2 separate regions of the Homo sapiens genome follow, and region 1 is linked to region 2. Evidence: chromatin loops called from intact Hi-C (ENCODE). Cell type or tissue: GM12878. All regions are shown on one strand. Each heading gives the region's core, and the rest is flanking DNA. Links, peaks and the distances in the headings are about the cores only.

Region 1 (5,386 bases), core at 84-5,083, 100 kb before region 2:
TGAGCCGAGATCGCACCACTGCACTCCAGCCTGGGCAACAGAGCAAGACTCTGTCTCAAAAAAAAAAAAAAAGAAGTGGGCAGAGAACAGAGCATATAAGGCCTTTGGAATTATCTTGAGGTTTTCCAATTTTATCCTAAGGGCGATAAGAAGCCACTGAAGGTTTTATGTAGGGTACAATGTAGATGCTCCAAAATTACTTTCTGAACAAATGAAAATAATTACAGATAAATAACACTGGTACTCTGTCCTTAAGACTGATAGATCTTTGCCTTTTAATTTGAAACTATAATTTATCATTCTGTTTCCTAGAAAATACCTTCAGGTTGACCTAAGCTTTTGTTCAGAAACGGTTACTCCTCTCCAGAGGCTATTTTTCAGATGTGCTATCTTACCTGTAGTTATGTCTTGATGTCTCATTGAAAGATAATCCATGAGGACTAACCAGGGCTGGGATTCCAATACATAGGATCAGAATAACTGTGGCACATGTATCTTAATGGAGAGCCCTGAAGAGGAACTCTTCTTGCCAAATAATACATATTTCCAATTATGCTGACAGATGATAAATTACAATATCCATAAATGGGGGGTTATTCTGATTTCCAAAATGATAGTGCTGGCATGGAATTTCAGAAGCCCTGCAAACTTTCTCTGTTCTTGGCAGGGTTAAAGGCTATAAACTATATACCCCATGAGCATAAGGCCTGCTTACAGAAGTCAGGATGCTCTGACCAGTCATCCTCACTCCAGAGACCAGCAGTGCTTCTGTGTACCCAAGGTTCATCCTTTGACCAACACTTCTCCTTGGTGCTTTAATGGTTTTATTATAGTAACATTAAAAGATATTTCTATAAATTGGTAAACAAAACAAAAATAAAACCCAGTTATCCTTTCCTTCAAAACTGATAGGTAATAATATTAAGGCTTTGTCCAGTGATTCATCTTATATGAAAAACATGGTTTTAATGATATACACACATATATACATATGCTACTACCTTTCATATAGATTTTCTTTGAAATCAATTTAAAATAGTATACCTGGGGTATCACTTAGGTGGCTGGTCTTCTCAGACTCCAGATGTCTCCTCCTCATTGTCAGCACTAAGTTAATACTTGAACTGTCCAGTGTAGCCATGTCAAAATCAGTGTTAACAGTCTACCTACTCCCTTCAAAAACCTTATGAGAGACGGAGCTGCATTCCAATGTTTATTATCTTCACCTACAGACTTTCTCCCTCTTGGATCATGTTAGAATGGTTTCATTTAATTTAATTTGGCTTTAAGTTATTTATATCAGGAATAAAAATCGGATTAGAACTGTGCAGAAAAGCTAGTTGGCATTTAGGTTTTGCCACCTCAGTTAATTTTTTAGAGTATGTGTCTGAGAAAGAAAGAGAAAAACACTGAGAGGGACAGAGACAAAAAGATGAATCTTTGTCTTAATTTTTTGAGGGTAGAGAGTATTTGTCCCATTTCCTTACTTCTTTGTGTGCCTTGCACAAAGTGGAACTTTAGGCAAAATTATCCTCCTTTAAGACACCACAGAATACAAGAAGCATCGAAGATATAAAAAACATTAAAAGACTAGAAAAAAGCCCAAATGTTAGAATCAATGAAATACGGTATGTTTTGACTAGTTAATTTAATAAGAAAACAAATAAAATGGCTTAACATGCAATTAAGTCAGAAATTATAAAGCCATGTCTGAAAATAGAGTTCAGCAAACTCCACACTATGTTATTTGTGATAAAGAAGCAAAATTCTTAGGCTTAAGTGATTTATTGGATGAAGTTTAAACACACACATTGGTTATGCTAGGTACAACACGACCAAATACACACAAGTGAGACCTGACCCTCATTATTACAGGAATAGGGGACTGGGCTCAGAAAAAGACTTGTCTGTGGCCAGGGACTATTTTAATCTGTGACTAAGCACCTCAGTGATGGAATATCATCTTTATTGTATTTTGTGACATGATTACATCAGCCTGAGAACCACAATCAACAGTCATCAGAATACCAGTAAAATGAACCCAACTTGCTGTTTCAAAGTGGTTTGAAAAAGAAAACTAGAGGGAGGTACTTGATAAATGACTGATAAAGCAAGAAAACTCACTAAAGCCACAAATGGCTAAGAATGTTGAACAGATAATACATATACCACTTCCTTTCTTAACCCCAAAATTAATGCTAACAGTGCTCACCACCTCAAGTTTTTAACCAACAATAAATATTACAGAATCTAAGAACACTACCAAAACCTAACAGTCTACAATCCAGTGAGTAAAAATACTTACAATTCTAATGTATGAAAATTGTCTTTTATCTAAAAGCCCTACAATAAAAGGTAATGGAAAAATATCATGTGTTATAGAAAACTGCATTTAAAACTAAGATAACAAATAATCATGTGTTCACATTTTAACCTGGTTGGTTTTAAAAAATCAAAGCTACTTTAGTGGCATTTTAGAATTCTTTCCTCAAGGTCAAATTTTTTTCAACCTCACTTAAAAACTATTGCTAGCACTCTCATGGCTCTCTCCAAGATTAATGGAGCCACTGGTTTCTTCTGTGCATTACTTTCACTCCCCTTTTCATAAAAGTCCATCCCTGTGAAATGCCACTGTCTGCTGCCACAGCCTGCCGACATCCCACTCACATACAAAGCCTGGTGAGATGCGAATTCTTCTATGAAGAAAAGACTTCCATGAAGAAAGGCCGCTGAACCTCTCCTTTCTCACTCATTTAACACCAATTTTGGGGTTAGGTATACAAAATGGGACAAAACATACCCCTAACCCCCACTGCCCTCATATTTGCCTTTGGAACCCAACCACAACATTGTGAGAAAGGCAATACCAAGAAGCCAAGTGCAGAAGCTCCAGCTGACAGCCTCGGGAAGGTCTGAGTCAATAGGCAGCATTAATGAGAAACGTGAGATAGCAAGCCCTCAGAATTCAACCTTCACATTTGAGTTTCTCTAGCTGATGTGAGTGGTACGGAGATAAGTTATCCCTACTGACCCCCCTGCCCAAAGTATAGACTTGAAGGCAAACTAAATGCTGTTGTTTTAAGCCACTGAGCCTTACAGTCATTTGTCATGCAGAGTAACACTATAAGTAACTGGAACAGGTCAAAATATAAAAATCAATCATATGTTTATATATTAATAAAAAGAACTGAAAGGAAAAATTAAAACCTAAATGTTACAGTAACATTGAGAAATATGAAATGCTTAGGAATAAATTTAACAAAATACGTGAAGACTGCTGAAGTAGACAGAACTATAAAATGATCCCAGTGACCCTTGCCCTTGTATAATCCCCTTTCCTTTGAGTGTCAGTAGAACATAATCACTCTTGTGATTATGCTACGTTAAATGGCAAAAGGGAGATTATCTGCGATTACCTAATCACATGAATCTTTAAAAGCAGAGTTTTCTCTAGCTAGTAGCAAAAAAGTCAGAAATTCAAAACATGAACAGGACTGGACACACTACTGCTGGCTTGGTAATGGAGAATTATGTACAAAGGACCTGAGAGCACCTCTAGGAGCTGAGAATGACCCCAGCCTACAGCCAGCAAGAAAACAGAGTTAAGTCCTACAACCAGAAGGAACTGGGTTTTGCCAACAACCTGAATGACCCTGGAAGGAGATTCTTCCCCAGAATCTCCAGATAAGAATGCAGCCAAGGTGACATTTGGATTTTGGCCTTGTGAAACCCTAAGCAGAGAACCTGGCTAAGCCTACTTGGACTTCTGACCTACAGAACTGTGAGATAATAAATGGAGGTAGTTTAAAACGTCTAAGTTTGTGGTGATTTGTTACATAGCAACGGAAATCAAATATAACTGCAAAGGAACGAGAGATAAAAGTTTGGGAGGATAGAAATATTCTAGATATTGATTGCAATTATGATAGTGACAATATGGTTATACATATTTGTCAAAACTCAACCAACCCTATTTTAAAATAGATGCATCTTATTGTATATTAATTGTACCTCAATAAAATTGATTTAAAAAGAGTTAATCTCTTTAAAATTTTCTTCTTATGCCTCTTGTCACCCTATACAATACTCTCGTTAATAGTTTTATGTATTCTCTGCTTCAGTACCCCTCATCTATTGTTGATTCTCCAGCCCAAGACATTAAATTAAACTCTGAAATGAGAATATTCAATTACCTGTTAGACCTGTCCACTGAAGGATGTGAACTGATTACCATGTTTTGATTTATATTTTTATGAGTTTACCTCAAAAAACTCTAAAATTAAGATCATCTAGGTAAAGCTTAGACCTCTATAAGAAATTTGGTAGTTGGAAAATCCTGTCTTAGAACATTTCTTTCCAAACTATATTTCAAGGTGCCCTAGTATTCAGCCTGATGCCTTAGGAACCATGGGAAAGTAGAGGATGTCACAGGCAGGTATAGGGAGTGGGGAAAACACACAAAGAGGAAACAGGCTCACAAACTTTAACCAAATAACTTCCCTTTTATCTGCTTTATATATAAAGATTCCATGTAGGAGTTTGTTTTAAAAAGTTGTTCAACTGCTAAAAATATTTCGAAATAATTACTTTAGAAGTTTGGTAAAGACTTACAAGAAGCATCCTAATTTTATCTTTCTGAGTCACAGGGAACCAATCATAAAATAACCAATGTAGCAGGGAAAGAATCTATTACCCCATATTCCATAAGCCCCTTGTGGGCGGCACCAGAGAATAACCTTGTTTCTGGCTCAATGACAGTATGGATCACATCCAATTCATCTCTGTATCACCAAGTGCCTATCACCTAGTACAAACTCAAATGCTTCCCGAGCTTCAAATGATATGCAAACAATGCTGAAAGGTACAATAAAAGGATTGTAAGCTGGCACTCTTTTGTACAGCTTCTAATGCATACCACTTCTAGGTATATTCCCTTAAGAATCTCTAGCACAAGTGAGCCAGGGAGAATGTACAAGACTGTTGATAACAGCACTGTTTGTAACAGTAAAACAATAAACAACTAAAATTTCCATTAAGAAAATGGGTAAGTTATGGCCGGGCGCGGTGGCTCATGCCTATAATCCCAGCACCTTGGAGGCCAAGGCAGGCGGATCACCTGAGGTCAGGAGTTCAAGACCAGCCTGACCAACATGGAGAAACCCCGTCTCTACTAAAAATACAAAATTAGCTGGGTGTGGTGGCATGTGCCTGTAATCCCAGCTACTCAGGAGGCTGAGGCAGGAGAATCACTTGAACCCAGGAGGCAGAGGTTGTGGTGAGACGAGATCGTGCCATTGCACTCCAGCCTGGGCAACAAGAGGAAAGCTCCATCTCAAAAAAAAAAGAAAGAAAAGAAAAGAAAAGAAAATGGGTAAGTTATTTATGA
Region 2 (5,386 bases), core at 172-5,171:
TAACAAGAATTTCATTGTCCCAAGAAGAAAATATAGGGTAAACAAAGATGTTCCTAGCCTTCATATAATGGTCTATTAATGACATGGAAAGCAATCTCCAGAACAATATCCCTATAAGTGTAGTCTATTTCATAAGGCTATTTCTAACAAGCCTCTTATATGGCATAGGCCCTGTCTGCTCCTCAGCTTCATCTCATACCACTCTGTTTTACTGATAACATTCCAGCACTAAACAGCCTATATATCCCAACCTTCTCTTGACATCCCTAGAACCTAGCATCACGCCAGTCGTAAAGTAGATACTTGATAAATGTCAGGGTTTTTTATTTTTATTTTTATTTTTGAGATACAGTCTCGTTCTGTCGCCCAGGCTGGAGTGCAGTGGCACGACCTTGGCTCACTGCAACCTCCACCTCCCGGGTTCAAGCGATTCTCCTGCCTCAGCCTCCTGAGTAGCTGGTATTACAGGCGCCTGCCACCATGTCTGGCTAATTTTTTTGTATTTTTAGTAGAGATGGGGTTTCACCATGCTGGCCAGGCTGGTCTCGAACTCCTGGCCTCAAGTGATCTGCCCACCTTGGCCTCCCAAAGTGCTGGTATTACAGGCGTGAGCCACCATACCCGGCCTAAATGTCAAATTAAAAAAAAAAAAGAAATTGAACAAGTTATTAAGTGAATGGTGACCTTAGAGCGTCACCATTCACTTAATAACTAACCAACACCTCAGTGGTTAGTTAAGTGAGGTTTAAGCATACCTCAGTAAAAGCAGTCTGCTGGAAGTGAAATAATGTGGTCTGAAAACTAAGAATTTAGTTTGATTCAGAAGTAAAACCTAGAACAATTAAAGCAGAAGTTGCAAACTGGCATCCTTCAGATGGGAAGGGCCTTTACACATGTTTTATTTGTCCAATTCCACAAGCAATTGGAAACATTAAACAAAATCTTTTAAGGAGAAAAATGTTTTCCATAAATGCCTCCTACAATATTACTAAAAGATGGTCTACCAATTATTTTACAAGAACACTTTTGGAAGACACAGTCTCTTCCATTCTGGAGCTGCTCTAACTAGCTAATACCTTCTGTCATCCTGATCTCTCTACTCCCTCTTCCTAGTTTTGCACTTCAGAGTTACAAAAACTAGTCAAATTCAATTCACGTGCATACACATGAAATCTATAATGGAGGCTGTTGAAAATAATGCAGCTTCTTTGACCATTTTCCCAAAAAGCATGATTTCCAACCCCACCACCAACTTTGGTCATCTTTTGGATGCACCTCAGACTGCCAATGTCTCTCTTAAAATGTGTCCAGGACTGGGCGCAGTGGCTCACGCCTGTAATCCCAGCACCTTGAGAGGTCGAGGCGGGCAGATCACGAGGTCAGGAGATTGAGACCATCCTGGCCAACATGGTGAAACCCTGTTTCTACTAAAAATACAAAAAAAAAAAAAAAATTAGCTGGGCATGGTGGTGTGTGCCCGTAGTCCCAACTACTCGGGGGGCTGAGGCAGGAGAATCGCTTGAACCTGAGAGGCAGAGGCTGCAGTGAGCCGAGATCATGTCACTGCACTCCAGCCTGGCGACAGAATGAGACTCCATCTCAACAAAAAGACAAAAAAAAGTGTCCAGTAGTAGATTATTTGAAGGGAGGGAAATGGACAGAGTGAAACACAGGTTTCTTGTCTTGGTGTCCACAATTATAAAATGGGAATAACAGTAACTACTGTATCCCTCAAAGGTTATAGGGAAAACATAAATGAGTTAATCTATGTAAAGTGCTTAGAACAGTGCCTGACACATGATCTTAATATATGTTCTTTAACCCAAAATACAGAGAAAGAGTCCACAGCATAAACTGATATAGAGAGGTTAAGACAGAGGTGCCTATAAAAAATCTTATTTTTTGATCAGCGGTCAGGGCAGGGGACTCAAACTCAACCAGTGGGACCAGGTAAACAACAAATGAGTGAAGACATACGCAGACCACTATGTCCTGTATAAAAGGAGCCAAAATAAAAACGGGCATGTTCACACACAAAAGGTTCAAAATCACAGATCTAGTATGAATTCTCCCCTCTCTCCACTCTGTTTTATCCTGGCCTAACCACTAAATTAATTAATAGAAACAGAAGGTTTGGGGAGGAAAATAATGGGGATCAGCATCAACAATGATTTCCTCTCAACACCTTTACGAGATGTGCTACCGAATAGCCATGAAAAAGTGAAACTTACTAGCAAATCTATGTCCCCAAGAGTACTAACATTTAATTATAGCCACCATTTCTTTAATGAAGTTTAAAAACTTAATTAAATTTTTAATGAAGTTTTTTAAAACTTCCTTTAATGAAGTTTTTAAAAACTTAAAAATCAAACTGTACCAACTATTTCAGGAGAGGACTCCATCTGCTCTTCCTTCTATATGAATTTCTAAACACTGTTATAAGATAAGGAAAAATGAAATAAAAATAAACAGTAAGATTTTAAAAAGTAATTTACAAAACAGGACACAGAAAATAATACTCAATTTTGCCCTGGTGGACGTCCTATTGTGATAGTTATCCTGTCTCCTTATTTGTTCTATAGGACAAGATTGGCAGAAAGAAAAGCTCCAAATATATTCACCATTAATCTCTAATAGCATTAGACAGAAAAGTAACCACACACCGCTAAATTAAGCTACATTTTTAAGTTTCTATGCAGATGAAATTCACCAAAAAAGAACCCCCACCACATGCACATAACACTAACTTCTTGTATAGTATGCCCAAGTCTTCATAATTTTATTTCTTAAAAGAGTAAAAATAGCAAAAAATTTTAGGTGCAACAGTATAAATACCACAGGGTATTTGCCAACATGTCTGTGTTTACTCTGTGTTTGTCTTTAAGCAAGGAGCCGCCCTTAAAGTCCACAATGTTTTCCTGCTCCTTCTCTCCAGCCACAGTAACCTTCTGTATCCTTCCTTCACTAGCAGCATTCTGCCAAAGACTACAGGAAGTACTTTAATACACAGCACTTGCCTGTAGCAATTTCAGTTTGAGTACTGCAAATGATTTTACCAACACCTCAGTGGTTAGCTAATTGCAGTCAGAAGCTAGACTTGATTGTTCCCTAATATTTAATGTTGCTCAGTTATTCTTACATGACTTCTGTTTTCACAGATACATTTGTCATTTGTAGAAACAGATATGCAATACATCTGTTACTTCTGGAGAATTACAAAGTGAACTTCACAAACCATACTTAAAAATAAAACATTAATACTCTTGTAGGAAACTGAAACTACCAAGCAACTTGAAAAAGTTCACTGCTTGAATTCCTCCAATTATATAAGCAAGGTTTTGCAATATTATTTTCTTTCTTTCTTCTAACATCGCCCTAAAGAGGTAATACAAGTTTACTTTGCATGTGCTTGAGATAAAATTTTCCAAATTGCTGTCATACGATCAATCCCACTTGAATTAATTTCCTTCACAATATTTTTCTTTTAGGATGGCTCACCTGTATGCTCTGTAAACCTCACAAACGCTCAATCTTTTTAGTCAATCAATCCTTTGCACAGAGGATAACAATATACATTCCTCGTAATAATTCTATAAAATTATTCTTTTTCTATAAAAGTCATTCTTTTCCAGTTGGCCATAATGCCATATAAGTGGCTTTGAAGAGAAAGAAGTTAATATATTTAACTGGAAGACCACATAAAATCAAATAATAAAAACTGTACATGTGCAAGGATTTTTTTTTCTTTTTTGAGCATTGCTGTAATCACAGTACCTAGAAGACTTGTTAAGATATCAGTTCCCCCTAAATTGACTTAAAGATTCAAACCAAGTCCAATCAAAATATCAGGCAGCATATGGGAGAAATTAACAAACTGATTCTAAAATTTATAAGAAAATATAAAGGGCAATAATAGTATAAGATCTTAAACGAACAGATATCAAGATTTATTGTTATAAAGACAAAGTACTTAAAACAGTGTGATATCGGGAAAAAAATATTTCAAAGATAGGTCAGTTGACTAGAATAAAAAGTCCAGAAACAGACTTACATACACAGTTAACTAATGTGCCACAAAATATCACTTCAATACAGTGCTGGAGTGCAGTCAGGGGGAATAAACTTTTCAATCCATATAGAAAAATAAACTTTTCTATATGGATTTTCAGTTGAGGAAGCACAAAATATGCTTGCAAGACTACATAATATCATAGAATAAAACTCTGTATGTGCAAGGACTTATGTGTGCAAGTATAAAATATGTGCAAGCATATGTGCAAGCATAAAATATGCTTCAACTGAATATCCACATAGAAAATGAAATCCTCACCCCAATACAATATCACATACGAAAATTTACTTCAGAAAGACCATAGAACTAAATGTGAAATATTAAACAATAAAAATTCCAGAACATTGCATAACACACCTCAAGGTGGACTTTAGGATAGCAATATACCCTTAAGTAGGACATAAAGAGAGCACTGAATATAAAAGAAAAAAAATATATTTCCTTAAAATTAAAAACTTGTTTTCATCAAAAGAAACCATTAACAGATAAAAAGCTATCAAACAAAACATTTCCACATGAGATTACAGAGATATCTGTAATACATACATCTGACAAAGGAGTCAAATTTGGAACGTATAAAGAGATAGTAAAACTGGCCAGGCACAGTGGCTCATGCCTGTAATCCCAGCACTTTGGGAGGCTGAGGTAGGAGGATCACTTGAGCTCAGGAGTTCGAGGCTGTAGTGAACTAGGATCACGCCACTGCACTCCAGCCTAGGCGACAGAGTGAGACCCTGTCCCAAGGATGGACGGACAGACAGTGGGGAGGGAGGGAGGCAGGGAAAGAAAGACCATAAATCAATAAGAGAAAAGCCAACAAGAGACTTTAACAGGCACTTAATAACACAAAATATTTAGATGCCCAATCAAGATATGAAAAGTTCCTCTAATTCATTAATCATCAGGAAAGTGCAAATCAAACCCACAATTCTTTACCATCATATATTCACCAGAAAGGCTAAAATGAAAACCACAGACAAAACCAAGTATAGGTGAGGATTTAAAGCAATAACAACTCTCATTCACTGCTCACAGGATTGTAAATTGCAATAATCACCTGAGAAAACCATTTCATGATATTTCCTAAAGCTGAACAACACATAACCTATGACACAACAATTCCATTCCTTAGGTAAATACCCAATAGAACACATTCATATAGTCACCAAAAGATACATATAAGAATGTTCACAGTGGCACCATTCATAATGATTGATTATAGCCACTACAATTGTTATTATCAGAAACAACAGACAATGACAGGTATTTGCTAGGACATTACTAGAACTAGAACCTTCATGCATTGCAAAACGA

The links. A loop is a pair of places that touch in the nucleus more often than their neighbours do. Peaks named below come from ENCODE experiments on the same cell type or tissue, not always from the same donor. Only the 100,000 strongest peaks of a DNase experiment are listed, where the experiment ranks them.
Region 1: it touches region 2 in a loop (2.9-fold over the local background); 2 of 110 quality-filtered maps call a loop at or near these places.

Annotation. Positions count from the first base shown.
Region 1 is chr11:72,968,034-72,973,419 of GRCh38, forward strand. The region is part of intron 8 of FCHSD2 (FCH and double SH3 domains 2); the gene reads right to left. Among named protein-coding and RNA genes, the nearest start is that of ATG16L2, 160 kb to the left of the region's middle. In GM12878, for the core only: no CTCF peak of the experiment used is centred there; a DNase peak (open chromatin) is centred at 2,098; H3K4me3 peaks cover 739 bases; H3K27ac peaks cover 2,743 bases.
Region 2 is chr11:73,070,099-73,075,484 of GRCh38, forward strand. The region is part of intron 3 of FCHSD2 (FCH and double SH3 domains 2); the gene reads right to left. Among named protein-coding and RNA genes, the nearest start is that of FCHSD2, 70 kb to the right of the region's middle. In GM12878, for the core only: no CTCF peak of the experiment used is centred there; DNase peaks (open chromatin) are centred at 768 and 3,093; H3K4me3 peaks cover 2,071 bases; H3K27ac peaks cover 3,118 bases.